Linked DNA regions of Homo sapiens: regions 2 and 3 are each linked to region 1. The links are chromatin loops, found by intact Hi-C in ENCODE. Cell type or tissue: mammary epithelial cell. All regions are shown on one strand.

Region 1 (8,000 bases):
TGTCTATCAATCTACCATAAACCTGTCTGGGTTATCAACAACCATCAATGAGAAGACCCAGGGGAAAATTTAGGGTATGTTTTCCTTAGGGATGACTTCTGGTTTGGGTAGAATATATTTATTTTTCCTACTCCTCTATGGCAAGAAAGTTTTTCAGATACCTTTAAAAATATATCCCAGTCAAATAACTTATTATTTGGCAAATCAAATCGATTTGAAGACTGTTTTTGCATTAAAGAATATCTATAGTTGGATTCTCAGTAAGAGAGAAATGTTACATAATAAAGAAATATTTTATAGGACACTTGGAACGTAGATATATTTTCCAGGTCATTTGAATCATTTAAATATGGTACTTTTGTCTAGTCATATTTGTCAAGATCCTTCTCAGTTTTTTGTTTTTTTGTTTTTTGTTTTTTGCCCCAGGGAACGAAGCCATTTAGGAAACTACATTAACTGCATCTTCTCTGTGCTTTTTGACAAAAGTAAATAAATAGAAATGTGCAGAAGCCATTTCCCCTGTGCTTCTTCTCCGTGTTGGACTGTCCTCTGCCTTCCATTCTCTCCTTTCATAACCTGTTCCTCCTATGGCCTTTCCTTCCCCAAGCTAACAGCTTCTGTCAGCAGCTTTATTCAGTACAGTATCAAAAGCTTTGCAGAAAACCAGATTAATTGTGCTCACTGCTTCTCTTTGTTTACCCCTTCAATTCTTGCAGAATTCAAGGCAAACCAAGAAAATGCATATCTAATTATACATGTATACTCCCTCTTAGATACCTTTTTGGTGCATTTTGCTTTTAAATAGATCGTATAATTAAAAGTTATCTGAAAACTAATACATTTCAAATAAGATTAGTGTTTCCAAATATAGCTTCCAAATCTAACATGTATTAAAATGATTTAAACACATATTCTGTGTACCGCAAGTTCCAAAAGAGAAGTTTATGTATGCAAATGCAAAAGAAATAATTCAATATTTTCCATTTTCCACAAATACTCTCTGTGAGACAGATATAAACAACCATTTAAAATAATAGTGAATTTTGGGGTTAATTATTATTACTGAAATAACAGAAGTTATGTATTCTGTGAACCTCAAAGCAGACCTTTGAATAGTCTTGTCACTAATATGTGTTAAAAGAATAAAGAATCCTCATTGAAGTCTTATTCTTAAAAATATCAAAATGCCATCCTTCACCATTAATTTCATGCCAAGATTTAAGAGCAATAAATATTGTAGACTTTACCACTTCTTTATATAATGGCTTCATACGATAATTTTTTATTATATAAAAATTCCCTCTTATTCAAGATGAATTTGTTTGCTTTGCTTTTACCAATGTTAAAGGTAATTTTTCTGAATAGCACGGATGGTTTCCTCTGTTAAAATACTATAGTGTGAGCCTCAAGGCACAGCAGGCAATGCCATCACCCCAGCACCACTGGGCCATTTCTTCTATGGCTGAACCTTCTCACATCATTTTAAAACATGGCTTTCTAATCCTTTTGGTCTTCTTGCTGAGAATTAAAAGGTTAGAAAGTTTTTAAAGTAGTAGTAGAAGTCTTATGTCTCAAATTACAAGTTACAAATTACAAAAACCTCCCACTTATCTTTTTCAAACCATTAGTTAGGTAGAACCACATCAAGGTAAGTCTTTCTGGAAACATGCTACGAAACAAACATGTTATTTAATGAGAATTCAGAATACAGCAGGAGAAGTCACAACCTGGAATGAAGCAGAGTGGAAACAGAATTACCCTGTCTGGCCTGAAAGGAGTGGGTTTCCAAGTGAGACTCCAAGTGTACCAAGTGTCTAATGGGCAATCCATTTACACATCTCTTCCCATATTATTCAAGTGCAAACTGTACTCCATAAGTATTTTCAGTTTTATTTCTTTACAAAACTTTTGAAAAGAATAAAAATAAATCCCTGGGTGGGATTATGCACAGGACAGAGAGATGCCACTAAGCCATGCCACCAAGCATTTGTGTTTATTAGAAGAGCATTCCTCCTATGAACATCATAGTTTATAGAGTCCCAACTAGATTATAATGTAGACACTTCTGTCAGATGATAATATGTCTGTAAAAAGTCTGCTAGATCTGTATTTTATTCATAAAGGCAATGGTGTGAAATATACACACAAAAGACCCATGTGTAAAAGGGCTCATGTGAGCGAAGCAGCAGCCGGGGAGAAGGCATATCCAACACACCTCAGGTGCAGTGGCGGCTTAAGGAGGCATCCCAGGAACACATTAATCAACACATTCAAGGAATGCATTAATCAACACTGCTATAACGGCTGGCATGCCCATTGTTTCACTGTAGCATGCTAAAGAGCACAGAGCAGCAATGTGAATGTGAATTTCCACCATGCTACAAGAAACAAAACCCTTTTCAGGACTGGCTCCATGCACCATATCCTACTCGACTCTTTCAATAGAAATCATTCTCTCCTGTATTCGTGGTAGTTTATGAACTTGCTTTCTGCAACAGTCAACCAGAAACAAAGAATCTTTACAGACCAGCTAAGTTTGACAATAGCTGTAGAAATGCCTTCTGCAGATATGAAAACTTGAATCCATCCAAGAGATTTTTTTCTTTGCCTTACAAAATGAATGCTGTCATGAAAGGCAAAATAAAAGAAAACAAAGCAAAGCAAAAAAAAAAAAACCCAAGCATCTATTTGTGTATGCAGTCAGTTGTGACAGCAACATACTGCATTACCAGCAGGGGCCTGGTCCTGGCCTCCTGCTCCACACTGGGTTTCATTTTCCTCCTGGGTAGTTCCCTAGATAACCCTCCTGTCAGGATTCGACTCCCTCCAAAAGCAGCCAGGGATGAAATGGCCAGATGCTGGAAGGAAGAGACATGATAAAATACCCGCAGAACCTAGGCACACATGTCTACCTTTGTATAGAGTACCATGTGGACCTGAACACCTGAGGCCTTCCAGTATTCCTGCTGTGTCTCACTTCCAATTGTCCATACTTGGAGTATCTCACCCATTAGGTTATGTTGCACAATTAAAGTTCAATAAATGATGATTCTGGTGATAAGAATGCTGAATACAAAGATCCTAACTCAATGAATAAGGGATGCCATTTATAACTTTCATTTGGAATAAGCTTCCTCTCAGGGTGAGAATTATTTTAATAGAGGTTGTACTTGCTGGGAACAAGAGCCACAGGGCAGTGCCCCTGCCTTTTGGTGGCACTGTTCTGGTCATTTTGGTGAACCTCAAAATTAAAGTCTATGGGTCACGAATCTAGACTTATTTCATCACGAGTTCTGATTCTAATAATCCCAGAAAACAGTTAAGAACTACAAGCCAAAAGTACAGCAAGGAAAAGAAATCAAATCCAGTAAGTATATGCAAGAAGCTATTTGCAAAGGTCACGCATTAGCCCTTTGGTGTATAAATGCTAAGTGCTCTACATTTCATGTACTGGAGTGACTCAGGCAGTTTTTTATTTCCAGTTTCAAACCAGATATTTCTCCCCACTAGGCTACAATGGGAGGAGAGGGGGGAACACATAAAAGTTGCAGGATTCCTTCTACTGACTACTAGCACCAATTATTGCTGCCACAAAAACATAATGCCACTGTTTTCATCATTGTCTCACTATGGCATTATCCTTACCCAGCTATCTCCCAAGAGAAAATGCTGATGTCTTTCTTCAAACACATTTCAACTGCTCTTTCTGAGCCTTCAGAAACAGCTATCAAACTGAGCAGCCCAGAGTGGTGGGAGTGGTGAGAAGGGGGATAAGGTGAGATGTCCAGAGAAAAATGGCTGTGTCCCATAAGAATAATGAGGACAGGATGCAAGAGGCAGAAATGAGATGCCTAATCAATAAAGGCATCTCAATCACGGATGTGAATAAAACTCAGAGATAAATATCAGGAAATGTATAATTTAGCCTCCCTACAGAAATGTTGCACATTGAATTTAATATGCTTCCATCTGACCCCAGGACAGAGAGCACTGCTCAGACTTCATGTGGAAATGGAAAGCTGAGCAGTCGCCTGGGTTGAAAGAACAGAATGTTCTTCACTGCATTGTCATTCAGCTTCCAGGAATGCTGCATTTCAGTGGTAAGTAGTCATTCTGTGAAAAAGTTCATCACGATCACAATAGAGGGACTGTCCAAGTATGCTAATGTTTCAAGAGATGTCACTTAGTTGAAATCTGTGCCTTGCCTTCATGCTATGTCACAATGAAGAGGGAGGAAGTTAATTTGTATAAGAAAAGATTGTTCTAGTTTTCCAGATGACTACATATTGAATCAAACTTTACTGGTATAAAACAATAAAGAGGTAAATATTTTTTACTTGGAGTTAGATCCCTGTCTTGGTTTTTATAAGTTCTAGGCATCCCAGAGTAACTGCTTTATTCATGAGCTTTTAATCTTCAGCTTCATGGGGCAAGTATTCTTTCTGTGGGTGCTGGGTCTTCTTGATTTGACTGGTATCAACTAAACTCAGCCTTAAAATGATCCTGTAGGACAAAATTTTGATAGCTGTCTTTACTGTTAAATTGTATTAAAAATTGGCCAGGCATGGTGGCTCATGCCTGTAATTCCAGTACTTTGTGAGGCCAAGGCAGGCAGATCACTTGAGGCCAGGAGCTCAAGACCAGCCTGGCCAACATGGTGAAACCCTGTCTCTATTAAAAATGCAAAAAGTAGCCAGGCATGTTGGTATGCATCTGTAATTGTAGCTACTCAGGAGGCTGAGGGATGAGAATCACTTGAACCCGGGAGGTGGAGTTTGCAGTGAGCAGAGATCGCGCCATTGCACTGCAACCTGGGTGACAAGTGAGACTCCATCTCAAGAAAGAAATAAATTAAATAAATAAATAGCATTAAAATTGTATAACTATTAGGATTTTGTAATAAAATACAGGTTCACTTTTACAAATCAACTTAATTATAAGATAAAAGTCTTTTTACTCTTACCAGTTTTACTATTATCTATTCAGGATGTAACTACCCTTCTCCTAAGATGTACATATAACTTTAACAACTCGGTATTGTAAAGTCCAAGGGAAAGAACAAATTTCAAGTCATCCACAAAAACAGTCAGTAAATGACTCCAGCACCTTGTCAGGTTATTCTTCATACACAGCTTGCTGCCAAATGGGAACATGCTTTAAGGTGCAGCCTGGGCATTCTTCTTCCTCAGACTCCTTATGGTTACTACTAGGACCAAACTTACACGAATGTGGCCAGCAGAAAACTCATTTTACGAAGTGATTTCAGAGGTATCCTCTCTCCTCACTCTGGTTGATTATCAAAATGCCACCACTAGCAGCCTTGCATTTTAGCTCAAGGTTTTCAATGCAGGTAGAAGACAGATTTCCCAGGGAGAGAATGTACACATTAGGGTTAATGGCAAACGTGAGCAGTTTTTATGTGTGACACTGGATAAGGGCAGACAGAGGGCACTTCCCAAACAGAAGGATGTGGGATGGGCCTGAGAGTTTGCAAACCACAGTCCACAATTCTGGCTGCATGCATTTTTCTGAACATCACAGCATGCCAGTGAATGTGGGAAAAACTACTGAAAACTCTAAGTAGCTACGAAAAAAACTTATTTATTCTAATGTCAGAGGCCAAATACTTGAATAGCCTAGGGACATTCTGAGTATAAGTGTGCTTTAGAATTTTGGGAAGTTTCAGTCAGTCTTTGTGAGGCCAGGGAAACAAATTGGGAAGACTCAGTATTTAGTTTTGACAAGATTCAACCATTCACGAAACCAAAAAATGAGACATTTTAGTGGCTCTCATAGGACCTGACAACTAAAAGCTCTCTTGAGCCAATTAACAAAAGGCTAGCCAGAAAGACCAACAAGAAGTGTGTATTGAGAAAAGAAGAATCGAGCCTTTTCACTTGTTGCTCTAGAAGACAGAGATTTTCAATCGAGTACCCTTCACACGATGGAAGAAAGAAAAAATAATGCATCCAGCCAGAAAAACTCCCTTAGAACTACCTGAGAGTGGGCTAGGAAGTGGGAGAGCACCTGCTGTTGAGCCAAGCGTTTCCACCTTAAAAGGGCACCATGTACTTCCTCACAGTGGCCGCTGTTTTCCCTGCTCACCAGAAAACACCATTTTTACAAATAAACTCCCGCCCTCAGTGTCTTACTACCTTATAGATATCAGACAATATATTATCTACGAAAGAATTTTCCATACCTTACTGCTGATACTAGTATTGTACTGGTAAGCCACCATACTTAATACCATTACTAGTAACTCCTAGTTTCTAACAACTGTAATTTGGTATATGTCCCTGTCAGAATGGATGGTACTTACTATCACATTGCTTTACCTTGCAGGTGTTCTTTATGAAACAAGGACACTTGTAGAGGAGAGGGGTACATAAAAACTATATAAAATAGGTCATTTTGCTTCAACAAAGGGAGCTTTCTCTTAAAAGAGCCATTTGTACAAAATTAAGGCTATTTTGGTGTTGGTCATAATTACCTAACATCAATTTTGCTAGTCTCTGCTAATTTTCACTTTTCAGGGACTGTTCAAGCAGAACAAAATTTGTGCTATTTGATTTACAAAGCAACATTCTTAGTTTCCAGTCTACTAATTTGGGGATTTCTGATGGTATTTTGAAACACTGTAAGAACTAGTCATATGAAGTCAGTTTCAATACAACACAATGGAAGCAAATTCAGCTGAGGCATGAATCATTTCCTTTCAATTACAAAAGGACATCTCAATGGATCAGCCTAAGAATTCTCAGTAACAAGAGACAACATGCTCAAAGGATTTTACTATCTCAAAATCTTGTATACAATCTTCTTTCCTTAACTAAAATCCATGAGTTTATTTGTTAAATGAAATCAACAAGGTAAAGAACTGAATGTCTGAACAATCGTGCTCTCATAATTCCTTAAAAAAGCTATTATTGGTTGAGATACAGTTCTCTGAACTGTGTTCCAGATCTCCAAGTAAGATTATTTTTTCATCAAGTTCAGTACTATAATAGATGGCCTTTCAGAAGGCATCATAGGCCTAACAGGGTCCATTCTAGAGCTGATAATGCTGAATGGCATAAATAAGAATGGGGCGGACAGCGGGGTAGGAAATAAGAAATGGGGAAGGAATTTACAAAGCAGAAATCACATTTCAAAGTAACATTTAAACTTTCAAAGGAGATATTTTTATTCTTTGGACTCCATTGTGAGACAAGAAAAATCACTAATGGATGGTATACCCTCAGGAGACTTTTGATATATTATTGAATCAAAAAGAAAATTATTTTCTTGTAAATGATTCCCTATAATTTTTAATCTTTAGTCCCTTTATAAACATTTTTACTAGCAGTGCTTTGCCTCTGCTCTCTATTTTCTGGGCTTTATGATTCATGATTTACTTAAACAAAAATCTTATTACTATGAAAGGACATGAGGGCTGGTTTACTTCCCTATGTATTTGATCTATCTTCTTTGACATTGGTATGATTAATGTTTTTGCATCTATGTTTCTACTCTCTGTCTTTTATCATACTCTCTGGATTGAAAAGTATTAAATATGGCAATAATATTACATAATCACATTATTTAATATTATAATTCTCATCTTTAACTACGAATTCAAATGTTTTGAGAAGACAAACTCTTACCTTTGAAGAAGCTCTTAAGTTGTTCTTCCTTTTAATTCTTTAAACCAAACGTCTTCTTAGCATTGCTCTGTGGGTTAAAAAATGGGAGAAACGTTAACACGACATTGATTGTCATCAATCACAGCAGAGTGTCAATATATTAACTCCAACTGGCTCTCTTATGGGAAACACAATTAAAGAGAGAGCCCTGCAAGGAAGACAAATCATGACTAGATTTGCCAAAACATATCTCTGCTGGCTTCAATCAAAAGTGACAGCAGAGAAGTGACCAGAACTCTGGTGGACATCCCATTAAAGGATTCCAGCCTAGAGAATCACGTCTGATTCCTCTTTTCAGTTTAGAGGAATAAAGGT
Region 2 (8,000 bases), 130 kb before region 1:
CCTAATTCATGTGTGCTGTTAACTGTCAATAAGAAATAATGAACAAGTGCATTCTCCATTAACTGCTATAGGAATACTATTATAAATAAATACGTCAACTAAAAATGTTCAACCTGGCTTACATTGACTTTTATAATCCCACTCACTCTTTCCCCAGCATAACTAAGTGATAACCTTTTAACAGCTCCTATGCTATGTTCTATCATATCGTATCATATCATATCATATCATATATCACAAGGGGGTAGTATGTTCTCTATTGGCTAATAAACTAGAAGAATGTTGTGGTTGAATCACAATAGAATTTTTTCCCCTGTGTTCTTGCAGGTGGAGTTGTATTGTTAAATAACCCCAAACATTTTTCTTCAGAGGACTTTTGCCAAAGGAACCATTTTCTATTTGTAGAAAATGCATATGTGATTTAATGACAGGACTCACCTAAACCCCACTCCTAAAGGTCTGTATTATTCTACAGATTACTTAATTTTTAATAACATAGACATCATTTTTCTTTAAAAAGTAAGATTTGAAGTTCTTTCTGAAACAACACTTGAAGTTATATGTATATATTCTACAGATATAAAGAAAAACTAGCTTGTATTTTTTGATAACAGTTAAGTTAAACACCACATGTTCTCACTCATAGGTGAAAGCTAAAAAAAGTTCATGTCACAGAAGTAAAAAGTAGAACACAGCATCCCAGAAATAAAGGAAGGACAGAGGGAAGGCGAGATAGGGAGATATCAGTTAAAGGGAAGGCTGGGCGCAGTGGCTCACGCCTGTAATCCCAGCACTTTGGGAGGCTGAGGTGGGCAGATCACGAGGTCAGGAGATCAAGACCATCCTGGCTAACATGGTGAAACCCCGTCTCTACTAAAAATACAAAAAATTTGCCGGGCATGGTGGTGGGCGTCTGTAGTCCCAGCTACTCGGGAGGCTGACGGAGGAGAATGGTGTGAACTCGGGAGATGGAGCTTGCAGTGAGCCAAGATCTCACCACTGCACTCCAGCCTGGGTGACAGAGCGAGACTCCATCTCAAATATATATATATATATATATATATATATATATATATGTATATACGTGTATATATATACGTGTATATATATATACACGTATATATATATATACGTGTGTATATATATATATGATACAAAATGATAGCTAGATACAAAGACTAAGTTCTGGTGTTCCTTACACAGCTAGAGGGAGGATATTAAATGTTTCCAACACAAATAAATGATAAATATTTGAGAAGATGAATATGCGAATTCCCCTGATCTGATCACTATATGTATCGAAACATCACTACGTACCCCATGAGGAGGTATAATTATTTGTCAATTAAAATAATAAATAAAATAAAAAAACATATTTCCCCTTCTCTTCCTCCCAACAGCTTACTTGGCTGATACTTTAAGGTGTACTCTGTCAAAATGCCATTCGGGTGGCTCGGTGGATCCCATTCCAAAGTGAGAGAGTCCAGTGTTGGATTCACAATCTTCAAAGACGAGGGAGCACTGGGGACTTACAGTGAGAACTTACAGTCAACACAAAGATTTCTGAATGTTTCAACATGTATTAAATTGACATTTCACCGTGCTCGCACGATTCAAGGTTTTGAGTTTCAGTAACTCATTCCTGATTCAGCTGAAAATACATTAGTACAAACCTGTGACAGGCACCCATTTAGTTATTCTCTTCCTTTTTCTCTCTTGTCATTTACATTTATATTTAATAAAACCATCCTCTCAAAACACATAATGACTTTGCCTTTAGATGGACTCAAACCTAATATTTTAAAAAGAGGCAGTACTTGTTTGACGCATGAATGGTGTCTTAATAGAAGCAAACTAGCTACCAAGTGAAACTATTCTAACTGGATCTGAGTGGAAGCAGCTGTGTTCTGGACCATTAAGGACTGTTTTCTCTAACAAACCAGGTGTCTCCAAACAGTCAGAATGCCCTGCCTGCTGGGCTTTGGGCCAGCATGCCCAGGTGCAGAAACGTTCTTATCCTGAGAGCTGACAGCTGCCCAGGATCTGGTGGTGAATGGACAAAAGCCCAACCTTGGCACACCCCCAGCCCTGGGGAAGGCCCGAGGGGTCTCAGGTTCTCTGTGGCAGAGGCTGGCAAATCACCAGAGGAAACATGTCTGCTCATCTTTTATTCACTTCCTCATGAGGATGATGGCTGGTGGCAGCTCTCTCTCACAATGGTTACCTCCCCTACCACTGCCCCTGGAAACTAACTAATGGAACCACTCTCCCTATTGTCACTCTAGCCAAAAACCAGAGTCAACCTGAACTTCCCTATCTGCCTCATTTCCACCCTCTCCTCAGACACTAACTCCACTTCCTTAATCTAAATCATATCCATTTCTTCCTATCCCCATCTTCTTTGTCATTTCCCTGCTTTAGGCCCCTAGATGTCTTTGTCTGGTCCTAAAACCATGCCTGGCACATAGTTCTAGGCTTCTAAGCTTCCCCAACCCAATAAGTGGTTCTTTACTTTAGGGGATCACAGACCCTTTTGAGAATCTGATGACAGCCATAAACACTCCCTGGAAAAATATACATTTATCTTGCATACAATTTTAGGAGGCTCATGGAGCTCATTAAACCCATTCATTGTCTCCCTAAGGGACTACAGTCCCCAGCTTGTGAAAACATCGAGGAGGAAGAGCCCTGACTCTCTAAGGGACAGTGAGATTGACGACAAAAACTTACAATGAGATGGGAGCTGGGATGCAGGGTGGTTCTCAGAGGCTGCTGGGCAGCTGCCTGCATCATGAATCTTTCAATCAGCAGCCAGGGTGGGGTCCATCTTCTGTGAACTTCTTTTATCAAAAAGAGCTAAGCAAGCTACAGAAGCTATCTGGCCATTGTCATAGTGGCATATTGTTGCAAAATTTAAAATAGGTAAAACCCATTTTATTTCCTTTTCAAATCCTCATCCTTTTTACTACATGGGCCCCTCTTTCCCTCACCCACAAGGCTCCCTTGTCCCTGTGTCCAAATTCCTTCTCCCCTGACTCCTGGATCAATATATATTTGGTCCTTCCTTACTCTCTCCCTTGCAGTTGCCCATATCTGCAATGACTTTTCCCTCCTCTTCCCAATCCACTTGGTCAAGACTTGCAACCTTCTAACTCGGTTCAACTTTCTAATAAATTAGAAAAGAGCACTAAGAAAGAAACTATAGAAGTAAACTATAACTTATAGAAATATTTTCCTTTCCAGGTGTTTTTGTTAGGTTATCTAATTTGGTTCTCATGCTTTTCAGATGAGGCTACTGACATTCAGAGAAGTTATGGAACCTCTTTCAGGTCAGAAAGTTAATGATCCAAATAAATGTCAAAGTAACAAGGTTTCAGACAGTGTGTGTGGAGAAAAATTTTAAGTCACGGGAGAGGGCATTTCAGAGCAGCATTTTGGGTTCTGAAGCCTTCTATGTACACTTAGGCCCACATATGATCTGACATTTTGGTAGCTTTGTGTGTGCTGTATTCATCTATAGAAATTTCAATCACATTTGGCTTCCAGAATATACTTTGATCAGTAGCCCTTCTGTCAGGCAAAACCTCTCAGGCCATGCCATATGTTCCTGAGATCTTAGAGACACGTCCATTCCATACCTCCTTCTGGAGTATTAAAGACTCTGTCAGGGCTGGCTGGGCCCTCCCCTTTCCCATTGACCACTCGGACATTCAGTGTGTAGTGGCTAAAGGGCTCTAGCCCCGGCAACATGCCATGAGTCTTGCTGCCTTGGAAGGTGAGGATCTTTTTCTCAATGTGACGTCTGTTTCTTTTAGATGAACTCTGGGTCTTCCAATAGTAAATCTGAAACAGCAAGAACGAAAGTCAGGAATGCAGAAAGGAGCAAACAAGATTCCTTATGCTCACAAAATTGAAACTGTTGTTTTTCCAGAAAATTCCGTTGGTATATTTTAGAAGAAAATTACTAGCAAAACTGATGGATATTGATTCTGAGGCAAGAGGAATAGAAGCCCATAGATCATGAGGGAAATTAAATTACAGCCACATGACAAAGCTGGGCTACACTACTTTGTCGTAGGAGTCTAAGGAAAATGAAAACAGCACGAGACCCATGTGGTTTTCTCTAGAACATGAGGCAAATGGAGGACAATAGGATTTAAGTCTTTTACTTGTATAAAATATTCTAAAAATAAAAATTACTGCCCAATGTTTACATATTTTTCCAGAATTAATACATGTTCACGTACAACCTATCATGTAGTGATTGTAAACACCACAGTGAGGCTTTTATTACTGTTATTCATATGGTGCAGATGAACGTGTGGGCTACTAAGTGACTTTCACAGCCACAGAGGTATCAAGAGCCACAGGGGATCCTCCACTGAAAGTCTAGAATTTTTCCACTAAATCAAACTGTATCACTTAGTTTAAAATACTTTTTTTTGTATTCGATTGCAGGCACAGGTTTTGGAGAGATGGATAAGAAAGTACTGATTAATTTTGGTCACAAATCCAGAATTGTTGTTTACTAAGTCTTCTTAAATTCTTATGAATTTAAAGGCATTTTCAGGAGAAGTCAACATTTACATGGAATCTGGCAATGCTAGGGGGAAAAAAAAAAAGTTGAATGTGATGTAGTACAAAAAGTGACCTCTAGGGGTCAGGCTTAACAAATCAAAGTAGTGACTGTACGCTTGGCTGCCTATCAGTAAAAAATATGAAATCAGTGCCTCTCAAGAACAAAGATAATGGATATTTATCTTTCAGTACTTCTCAAGAACAAAGATAATGGATATTTATAAGAATGACCTAGCTAAGAGTATATGGTCTTAAAGTATATTCTGAATTATTTTAAAAATGCCTAAATGATTATCAGGATAATTTTGTGTGTTCAACACATGTGGTCCATATTGCTTTAAAGCTAGCTAGAGTTGGTAATATTCTAGGTCTTTAAAAAATTAATTTTCCCCATTTTGTATACATACTTAGTTGGTAGAATGTTAGATCATCAGTGGGAAAAATGGAGAAAACTTTTTTTTTTTTTAATTTTGGATGCAGTGAGATTTCAAGTCAACTCTGGCAGTGGCTACCTGAGGCAATGAGCGAAATGAACTCTTCAGTCCACAAGTTCACAAAGCAATGAAACAAATAAGCCCCACCTCCTGTGGTATGCATGACAAGTGGCATTCGCTGCAGCCCTTACTAAATAAAGCCACAAAAGGTCCCCTTTCACTTGCCCGATAGCCTTGTAGGTGTCCTCGGATGCTTTTCAGAGGTACTGGGTCCCAGTGCACCTCGGCTAAGGTACTGTTCACCACATTCACACGCACGTTCCCAGGAGCCACCATTGGGACTAGGAAAAGGACAGGGAAGTGGTAGAAGTATCAATGTTATTTTTAATTTCATCCATAAATATGACTCTCTCTAATAATTTTGGCTTGAAGCATACTGCAGACCTATTCTATGGATTATTAAGGCTTGAACACAGATTTTGGGGTATCTGTTTGACTTTGTGAGAGATTTTTTTTTTTTAAGAGATGGCATCTTGCTATGTTGCCCAGGCTAGACTCAAATTCCTTGACTCAAGGGATCCTCCCACCATCAGTGAGTAGGAAAACACGATTTTTTAAAAAGTACAATTGACCCTTGAACAACACGGGTTTGAACTGCATGGGTCCACTTACACTTGGATTTTTTTTTCCCCCCAAAATACAGTCAGCCCTCTACATCTGCAGGTTCTGCATCTACAGCCAAAGAAGATGGAAAACACAGTATTCCTGGGTGCAAAACCCACGGACATGGAGGGCTGATATTTCATATAGGAGGGTTCCATAGGGCTATCTGTGGGACTTGAGTATTTGCAGATTTGGGTATCCAAGGCAGGGCATCCTGGAACCAATCCCCTGTGGATACCAAGGGACAACTATACTGCAATCACCTTGAACGTTCTGAACTTCTCTTTCTTACACAGCAGGCTGTTTAAATTCAGAGAAGTCGTGCAAAATAATTGCCACCTCCCTCCCTTGCAACCTGAGCAAGGAGAAATGGCCTTGGCTTGCACCTTGGTAAGTCTGTTTTGCTGGGGAAAAGTAGGAAATGGCATCACTTACGGTCTTCTCCAGAATGTCCCATGACTACAGCTGGCTCGGGGGCAAACCCCATGTCATTCAGGGCCTGAACTTTGATCAGGTATGGAACAAAGGTTGGCGTGCCTGAGACAATATATTTGGATACATTTGCCACAACCACAGATGTCCATTCATCATCACCATCTTTCTGGCGCCAGCTAACTTTGTACTGAAGGCCTGGCCCATTAGATTCGAAACCATTCAAGGGCTACAAGGAAAGCCAAATAACCAGAGCTTATAACACAAATCAACTGCACAATCTTTTACAGGAACAGCAAATTCAATTCCCAGACCTACAGAAAGTGATCATTGAAATACTAAAACACAAGCTATTAACCATTTTCTCCAGGGACCTTCTATCAATTGTGCATTTGCAATGAGATTCAAAGCTTGTTTGGGATCAACATTTCAAAGGTTGTAAACTACTATCTTGATGCAATAAATATCACATAAACCTTTCAAACTCTGGCTCTACCGTCAAGGATGGTGATTCTTTAGACATTTCGGTCACATAGAATCCTTTTTATATTCCTGTTTGTGCAATAGTACATCATTGTCCATTTTATTTGCAGATGGAAACTTAGACTGTTTTCCTCTTTATTAAAAAAAGGCTAGCCTGTCATTCTGTTGTTTCTACATGTTTGTATAAATATAAGTATGTACATATATGTATACATGTCTAAGTATGCATGTATGGCTCTAAAATAGGTTTTGAATTATGAGTAAATATATGTTAATTTTCCAAATCCAGAAAACACAGATAAGCTTTCCCCACTAAAGAAGTTGACTGCTGGGAATGGCTTGGTGCATGTCTTCCAGGTGGCTCTTTTTTTTTCTTTTTGGAGATGGAATCTTGCTCTGTCACCCAGGCTGGAGTGCAGTGGTGTAATCTCGGCGCACTGCAACCTCCGCCTCCTGGGTTCAAGCGATTCTCCTGCCTCAGCCTCCTGAGTAGCTGGGATTACAGGCATGCAGCACTACACCCGGCTAATTTTTGTATTTTTAGTAGAGACGGGGTTTCACCATGTTGGTCAGGCTGGTCTCAAACTCCTGACCTCATGATCTGCCCGCCTCGGCCTCCCAAAGTGCTGGGATTATAGGCGTGAGCTACTGGCCCCAGGTGGTTCTTTATGATAACACTAGCTAGCATTTTTTTGAGCATGTGTATATGCTAGGCACTGTTCTAGGTGCTTTATATGTATTAGCTCCTTTAATACTGTGAAATTGGTTCTATTATTACTCCCATCATACAGCTGCCTAACAGACATGTTAAACAACTGGCCTAAGATCACAGAGTTAGTGGCAGAGCTGGGATTTGCACCAAATCATTTTGACTCCAGAGCTCAAGCTTTTAGCAACTATATAATACTGCCTCTTAAGTAAAGATATATATGTATCTTTATATATATATATATATTTTTTTTCCCCAGAAATAGGTGAAATGAGATTCTAATGTAGATATTATTTTCAAACAACTTTTTTTTCACTCTAAAAAATAGCGAATAAATTTGAAGGCATCATAGCTCACCTTCCACGTAATCACCAAATTATCAGGCTCTGATCCCAGTCCTTCCACAGCTGTGGGGTTTTTATCTGGTTCTGGAAGTTAAGCAGCCACACATGTGTAAGCTTTGGCCTTTTGCGAAGAGTGGAAAACTTTTTTATTATATTTCGTACCCTAGAAGTCCCGCTTTCCCGCTTTACCTGAGGCTTTCGTCAAATACTGCTCAGACGCCTCGCTGGGCAAGCTCTTCCCAATGCTGTTCACTGCCATCACGCGGAAGGAGTAGTTCACGTAAGGAGACAGCTTCAGCTGGGCTGTGGTCTGTGTTCCAGAAACTTCAGTTTGGTGGTGCCACAGCCCTGGCTTGT
Region 3 (8,000 bases), 150 kb after region 1:
CCGGGGCTAGGATGGCTGGGATTTAGCTACAAAAGATGTTCCAGAAAATGGGTAGTTTTTGAATGCCACTCTCATGGGTTTAGCTTTCTGTGGGAGGTCTGTGGTCTTCTAGTTTTTTCTTTTTTAAAAAGCACTTTCTTCGAAATTCATCAGTTGGGGTGGTTGAGATTGGGTGAGTGGTTTTGGGGGTTTTGTTTTGTTTTTGCAACCGTTCTTTCCAAACACTCCCCGCCGCCCCCCACCACCGCAGAAAAAAGAGCTTTTAGCATAAGGCGGATGCTATCTATCCGCGGTAGAAACTGGGTCTTCTGGTCCCAAGGAATAGGGTTAGTTCGGATTTGCTTATTTACAAATGGGGGAGTATTATGGAGATTTTTTTTTTTTTTTTTTGGCAATGTAAATCGAGAATTAAGATTTTCCAACTGTATAGTATTTGAGTAAACACACTGCTTGCTGCATAGTTCAGGCTCCGAAGCGCACGTCTCCACTCTATCGTGGATGGTGTTCAGGATCCTTAGCCTGACCCTTGGGTCCTCCGTAATCTACTCCGGTCTGCACACAAATTACTTGTCTGCTGGGTATCACCCGACTTGACCACTTACAGCAGGCTCCAGCGCTTAGTGAGCTCAGCGGAGCCTTGATTCCTTCAGTTCTCTAATTCAGGAAAACATTTTCTGAGCTCCTCACCACCCCACCCCACCTCACCACCTCCTCCACCCCCAGCCTCCAAGGTGCTGGGGCAAGATTCAGGAATGAAAAAGAAACAGGTTCATCCTTCAAGGTCTTGACTACCCCAGTGGTCTGTTCTAACTTCAATTTGAACTTGCCCCGTCAGCTCACAGCATCTGCATGCAAGTGAGCAGCCTTCTTTTCCTTCTCCTTCTACTGCCATCCTCTCCTCCTTCTCCAGCCAAATGTGCTCTGGCCTCACAGAGCCTCCCTCGGTTCCTGAACCAGCATGATATCTGGCTGCTGGGTCATTGCACAAGTTGTTTCCACAGTCCCATCAGTGGTTCTTCTGACTCTAGTCCTTACCCAACTGCCATTCAGGTGGTACCTTGCACCTCTCAACTAATTGTCCAAATTTTCCTCTAAAATACCTTCCCCCCCGCAAAAAAAAAGATTCCATGATCCCCCTACTTGAAAGTCTGGGCTGGTGGGCTGGTTCTCTATTGCCTACAAAGTAAATTCCACATCTCCTGGTGTGCCTCTTTACAATCTGCTCCTAACTTATCTCTCCATTTTCCATAACTCTAAGCCTCTGCATGTGAGGTTCCTCCTAGCTAGAATATTGGTCCATCTCTTTTTCATTTGGCAAACTCTTGTTCATCCTTCAGAGCCTTACTTGGTTGTTACCTCCTCTGTAAGGACTATTATAATAGTGCTGGTCACCTTTTAATGATCTGTTTGCATGTCTGACTCCATAAAATTTCACTTCTTTGAGGACAATTTGTCTTATTTATTTTTGTGTAACCACATTTCTCATCAATACAAATGAAGCCACAGATAACCATAATCAACTCTCACTGCCCCATCATTTTGCCCTGTGTAAAGGACTTGAGGCCCCTCCGTTCCTTCCCCACTGCAGTAATTGCTGAGAATCCTGGGGTTGTCTTGCCTGTCCTTCCCATGTCCTTCTACTTCGTACTCTGGTTTTCCAAGATTGCCCCTCACCCCGGCCACTGAGAAACATTGATTTCTGGTCCACATTATTTTCCAGTGAATGCCACAGGGCAAACCTGTCAAGTGGGAAAATGACACCCTACTCTCTTCAGTTCTTGCCCTGGTTCTGTGTAGTAATTTATCCCCCGGGCACTGAAGCAACATTGCTTGTGTCTTCCTGTGTTACAATCTCATAAAGACCCTCTTTAAACAGCTCCTTGAACTTCTGCTTAGAATTGTTCTTTCTCTTCAGGCTCCAGTCCTGGTCTATGAAGCCAGGTTGAGGCAGACGATATTTGGTCCTGGTGAAGTCCAGGTTAGTCCTGATGCCTGGGAGACTACTTAGGCTATTGGGGGTTGCTGAAAGAATAAGGACATGAATAGAATCTCTCTCTTTTTTTTTTATGTGAGTGATGATTTCTCAGGTATAGTTTCCCTTACCTTTACAGGTAGAGTAACAATACTTAATACATAAGGTTATTGTAAGAAAGCACTGGACAGTATCTAGGACATAATAGGTGCTCAGCAAATTCTAGTTTAAGCAGTAATTATTTGATAAGATGTCTGTAATGTAAATACATGCTTGAATAAAAAGTACAAAGCCAGAAGAGAAAAAGCTCTGGAGAAGATAGGAACCACAGTGATAGTACAAAACAAAAACTAAAATTAAGTAATTTGGGGCTGGGTACGGTGGCTCATGCCTGTAATCTCAGCACTTTGGGAGGCTGAGGTGGGTGGATCACCTGAGGTCAGAGTTCGAGACCAGCCTGGCCAACATGGTGAAACCCTGTCTCTACTAAAAATACAAGAGTTAGCCACACGTGGTGGTGTGTGCCTGTAATCCCAGCTACTGGGGAGGCTGAGGCAGGAGAATCACTTGAACCCAGGAGGCAGAGGTTGCAGTGAACCGAGATCACACCACTACACTTCAGCCTGGGCGGCAGAGTGAGACTCCGTCTCAAAAAACAGAAAGTAATTTTGATACTACATAATAATTGTAATAATATAAAATTATTATATAGTTCTGATTTCCAGCTTATTACTTCAACTGCACTGCAGCTCTACATTGCTGGGGATTCATCTCCTGAGGGAATGAGCAACAGGAAGAACAAACTGAGGCTTCAAGAGGAGCTGAAATGAAGGGAGTATGGGAGGTGGGGATAGAAAAATGTTCTACAATTAGAAAGATGGCGGTGTGGGCAAATAGACTTTCTAATGCAGTCTGTTTGATCTGCTTGGTGATGCATGAGGCAGTCTGATTTGGCTGCACTTTGCTGGTGATACCCACAACTTGCCTCCTTACCCTAACTGCTGCTATCCCTTTCCCATCCCTAAGCCTTATCCTCTCCCTATTACCAAGCCTCACTCCATCTTCAAACCCAGCTGAGGACTGGGAATAAGGTCTGTGTCCTCATCATGTGATAATAATAGAATCATTATTATTATTTTCATTTATTAACTCATTTATTCTGACAAAAATTCCATTCAGTAGGCACTATTATCATTCCCCTTTTAGAAAATAAGGCAAAAAAAAGTTAAGTAACTTGCAGAGGTCACACAGTTTATCTGCAGAGATGGGATTCAAGCCCCGCATTATAACTCCAAAGTTAAGTCTTAACCAGTCATTGTGCCATGCTGTCTATCAATGACAACACACCAAAAGTTTCATTGTTTTCATAGACACATCAGAATGTCACTGTGTTAAAACAGCTACATCAGAAAGTCATGGAGCCCCCCAGTGGTACCTGCAGTGAATATGTTTTAGCCTTTCTCTTTTCCTCTACTTCTGCAGTCCTGTCTCTTTTTCTCAGAGTTCTCCCTCCCCTCTTTTCCTCTTCCACTTTTTTTTTTTTTAACGCCTTGCCTTATTTTCCATCTCAATTTTCTTAATCCACATCCATGCTGCAGGCCTCCCAGGGGAGGCAGTACCATTGGTCCTGTCCTCAAATCTAATGTTAAATTCAGCAAAACCTAACATGGACCCAGCAATGCTAGTAATGAGCCTGTTGCCTTGCTATAAAATGAAAGAATTGGACTAAGTGAGCACAGAAATTCTTTTTCAGCTGTGTCATTTTTTTTGATTCTGGTGGTAACCAAGAGCATTTTTTTCGGCTCCTCTAGTAAAACACAGATAAAACCTGGCTGAATTCTGGTAAGAATGACTGAAGCACTAAAAAAAAAAAAAAAGAAAGAAAAGAAAAAAAAAGTTCCTGTCATAATATAACAGGTTTTTTGCTAGAAGAATGGCTTATACCAGTGTCATCATTATCTTAATATAATAGGTTAGGCTGGGCAACGTGCATTAGATTTCTGACAGGCATGTGAGAAATGTAGGTATTTTTGTTTGTTTGTTTTTTGAGACAGCGTCCCACTCTGTCCCCCAGGCTTAAGTGCAGTGGCGTGATCTCGGCTCACTGCAACCTCCGCCTTCTGGGTTTAAGTGATCCTCCTGTCTCAGCTTCCCGAGTAGCTGCAAATGTAGTAATTTTTAAAGCCTTTCTGTTTGAAAGGGTATTATAACCCAATATTGTCCAAAAGCATAGTTGTTATAATGGGAGGCTTTCTAAACTGGTTCCCAGTGACATTCTCCTCCTGGTATTCTTCCTTATGTGAAATCTCCTCCCCTTGAGACCAGACCTACTGACTCCATTCTAACTATCAGAATATGGCAAATGTAGTGGGATGTCACTTCTTCTATTGGATTACAAATCACTCTGGTTTCTGTCTTGCTGTCTTGCTCTTTTGCTTGCTTGCCTGCTGCCCTGTTGTAAGCTGCCATATGGAGAGGAGAGGTTCTCATGACAAGGAACTGAGGAGATCCTGTGGCCAACAGCCTGTGAGGAACTGAGGTTCTCAGTCCATCAGCCCAAAAGCATCTGAATCTTGCCACAGCTATGTGAATGAACTCGAAAGCAGATATGGTGCTGGATAAAGTAGCAACTGTAGGACAGACGAGACATCGGTATGACTTGACCAAAGTTAACCTCAGCAGCTCTTAGCTCCATACCCCAGGGTCACACTGAGCTCCTAGAGCCAGGCCTGGGTTCACCCTTCACTGTACTCTACCAAGAGCTGGTCCTTTTTCCTCTTGGAAAAGTTCTCGCTGGCCCATACCTCTTGCAGACTCACAGTGGGTGATTTATTACTCACTATGGATTAGGATATGTGCCTATGTATTTGTAATATATAAATAATAGGATGTGCAGTTTCATATGTCACCTGATCAGTAAGCAATGGAAAGTTTCCACAGATGCAAAACACCAATTGCTCTCCCATGCTTCTCCTCACCATCTGCCACACCGCCACAGAATTCTATTTGCCACTCTGGTGCCATTTGGGCACGTGTCAGAACCCAGAAATTTGAAACCCATTCCTTGCCTGATGCTTAGCAACACAGCATCCCTACACCTATTGAAAATATGTAATGCTCAAGCAATTGGAGGAAAATGTGACCTTAGTGGCTGCTATATGTGGATTTCTCCTCCACTTATGAGTCACTAAGACCTTCTGCTTGGCTCAACCCACCCCCATGCTTGGGGAACCAAGTTGGAAAGAGGAGGAACATTTTCAGCGATAATAACCATGTTCCTGTAGCCAATTTCTCCATCTGTTCCTACAGTTTCTGTCTACAAGAATGTACAAAGGTTCTGCTGCATAGATTTAAGACTAGCCAAGGTCAGTGTGCAATCAGCCATTGCAGATGAGGTCATCAAGGACAGGGAATTGCAGCTCTGGAAAACAGATGCTGAGAAACACGCTGATATGTGCCCTTCATGTCTGGCTTAAGGGGGAAACAGACAACAGGTACAATGAAGACGAATTCACTGTGGAGGGAAGAAAGGAAGCGGCTTCAGAAATAATACTCGAGTATAAATGAATGATTTACTCAAAAGCTTTCTTATTTGGCTGTTTTGTTGCATTTTAAAACAGAAAAGCGATCTTAGATTAGTGCACACTGACATTCTACTGTTTATGTTTTAAGCATCAATTTAAATTTTACTTTAAGTTTTTCAATATATTTTTGAAATTGTGGTAAAATACACATAACAAAAAATCTTCCATCTTGGCCGGGCCTGGTGGCTCACGCCTGTAATACCAGCACTTTGGGAGGCTGAGGCGGGTGGATCACGAAGTCAGGTGTTTGAGACCAGCCTGACCAACATGGTGAAACCCCATCTCTACTAAAAATACAAAAATTAGCCAGGTGTGGTGGTGTGTGCCTGTAATCCCAGCTACTCAGGAGGCTGAGGCAGGAGAATCGCTTGAACCCAGGAGGCAGAGGTTGCAGTGAGCCCAGCTCGCGCCACTGCACTCCAGCCCGGGCAATAGACTGAGACTCTGTCTCAAAAAAAAAAAAACAAAAAAAAAACTTCCATCTTAACCATTTGTAAGTGTACAGTTTAGTAGTGTTGAGTATATTCACATTGTTATGCAACCATCACTACCTTTTATCTCTAGGATTCTTTTTATCTTGTGAAATTGAAACTCTATACCCACTAAACAACAAACTCCACATTCCCCTTTTCCTTCAGGCTCTAGTAACTACCAATCTACTTTCTTTCTCCATGGATTTGACTACTCTAAGTCCCTCATATAAGTGGAATCATACTGTATTTGTCTTTTTGTGACTAGTTTATTTCGCTTAGCATGATGTCCTCAAGGTTCATCCATGTTGTTGCATGTGTCAGAATTTCCTTTCTATTTAATAATATACTATTGTACATATCTATCACACTTTGTTTATCCATTCATCTGTTGATGGACACTTAATTGCTTTCACCTTTTGGCTCTCATGAATAATGCTGCTATGAACATGGGGTTATGAATATCTTTCTGAGATCCTGCTTTCAATTTTTGGGGATATATATTCAAGGTGAGATTGCTAGATCATATGGTTATTCTCATTTTTTTAAGAAAACTATTGTTTTCCATAGTGGCTGCACCATTTTACATTGCACACCAACTCTGCACAAGGGTTCCAAATTCTCCACATCCTTGCCAACACTTAATATTTTGTTTTGTTTTTGGAGAGTAGCCATCCTAATAGATGCAAGGTATTAAAATATTTTTAAATGTCAAAAATTCACAAGATACAAGCAAATTCAGTATTTTAGAAAGTCCTGCTCTACCCTGGACCCTGTGCTTTAAGAAAGCCCTGTTCTGACTCTCCTAGAGGTTATGCTACCATCTCCTCCTTCTAGAACATATCTGGGTACCTAGGATCCAAGAATTCTGTTGGGACTTGCAAAAGCCCCTTCCCCACATAACAGACAGTGGGCTGCTCTGCTGGTATACACAACAGAAAGCCTCAGAGACAGCTGATGCAAAGGTGTGGGGGTGGTTTGCAGGATGTTGATATAACTTGCTTGTGGGTTGGAAAGTTCACCCAAGGTTACTTGAAGCCTTTGAAGGCTCAGGACTAAGTCGGGTGGGCCACGGGCTGGGTGTTTCCATGTCACCACATTCTACCACAGAATTCTAAAGAGTCTAAGAATTCTAAATTCAAACCTGGACTTCCAGGTCTTTAAGATTATATGTTTGTCAAGGTAAGACAGAAAATATACCTTTTAAATATTTAACTCAAAACTTGTTACCTCCCATGGGCTCTGATGAGGGACTTTAGAGAAACTAAATGCAAAACTGGACAACAATAAAACCCATTTTGTTCCATTTGTGTCATGGTTTGAATGGTCCCCCAAACTTCACGTATTAGAAATAATTCCCAATGCAATGGGAGAGGGGTGCTAATAAGGGGTATCTAGGTCATGAGGGCTCTGCCCTCATAAGTGAATGTAGTTATGGTGAGAGTAAGTTTGTTATAGCCCAATGAAAAGATTCCATCTGACAAAATGAAGATTCCAGATTAGAAGGAATCCTATGCAGCCATAAAAAAGAATGAGATCATGTCTTTTGCGGGAACGTGGATGGAGCTGGAGGCTATTATCCTTAGCAAACTAATGCAGGAACAGAAAACCAAATACCACATGTTATCACGTATAAGTGGGAGCTAAATGATGAGAACTTATGAACACAAAGACAGAAACAACAGACACTGGGGTCTACTTGATGGGGGAGGGTGGGAGGAGGGAGAGGAGCAGAAAAGATAGTTACTGGGTACTGGGCTTAATACCTGGGTGATGAAATAATCTGTACAACAAACCCATCTGCTATAGAATTAGCAGATATTGGTCAAAAAGATTTCTCAAAGCTCACTTTCGGACAAAAGAATCCTTTTATTCTGTGCCTGGAAGGCCCATACTGAGTCCCTGTCAAGATACAAGACATGCAAACGGTATGAACGAAGTTTACCTTAGCATTAGGTGAAAGGAAATGTGCAA

What was found. A loop is a pair of places that touch in the nucleus more often than their neighbours do. Peaks named below come from ENCODE experiments on the same cell type or tissue, not always from the same donor. Only the 100,000 strongest peaks of a DNase experiment are listed, where the experiment ranks them.
Region 2: it touches region 1 in a loop (2.9-fold over the local background); 4 of 110 quality-filtered maps call a loop at or near these places.
Region 3: it touches region 1 in a loop (2.8-fold over the local background); 6 of 110 quality-filtered maps call a loop at or near these places.

What each region holds. Positions count from the first base shown.
Region 1 is chr7:108,305,019-108,313,018 of GRCh38, forward strand. NRCAM (neuronal cell adhesion molecule) reads right to left here. Exons shown (of 33, transcript NM_001037132.4): 3 at 7,647-7,713. Among named protein-coding and RNA genes, the nearest start is that of NRCAM, 150 kb to the right of the region's middle. RefSeq lists a silencer at 3,927-4,221. In mammary epithelial cell, no CTCF peak of the experiment used is centred here; DNase peaks (open chromatin) are centred at 4,103 and 6,693; H3K27ac peaks cover 5,717 bases.
Region 2 is chr7:108,176,585-108,184,584 of GRCh38, forward strand. It overlaps NRCAM (neuronal cell adhesion molecule), which reads right to left. Exons shown (of 33, transcript NM_001037132.4): 21 at 7,833-8,000; 22 at 7,657-7,727; 23 at 6,111-6,336; 24 at 5,238-5,353; 25 at 3,639-3,843; 26 at 1,406-1,528; 27 at 1-22. It overlaps LOC102724363 (a long non-coding RNA gene), which reads left to right. Exons shown (of 4, transcript XR_002956579.2): 4 at 328-457. Among named protein-coding and RNA genes, the nearest start is that of LAMB4, 50 kb to the left of the region's middle. RefSeq lists an enhancer at 4,685-5,477. In mammary epithelial cell, a CTCF peak has its summit at 4,668; no DNase peak of the experiment used is centred here.
Region 3 is chr7:108,456,760-108,464,759 of GRCh38, forward strand. No RefSeq gene overlaps it. Among named protein-coding and RNA genes, the nearest start is that of NRCAM, 4.3 kb to the left of the region's middle. In mammary epithelial cell, a CTCF peak has its summit at 3,417 (motif pointing left); no DNase peak of the experiment used is centred here; H3K4me3 peaks cover 103 bases.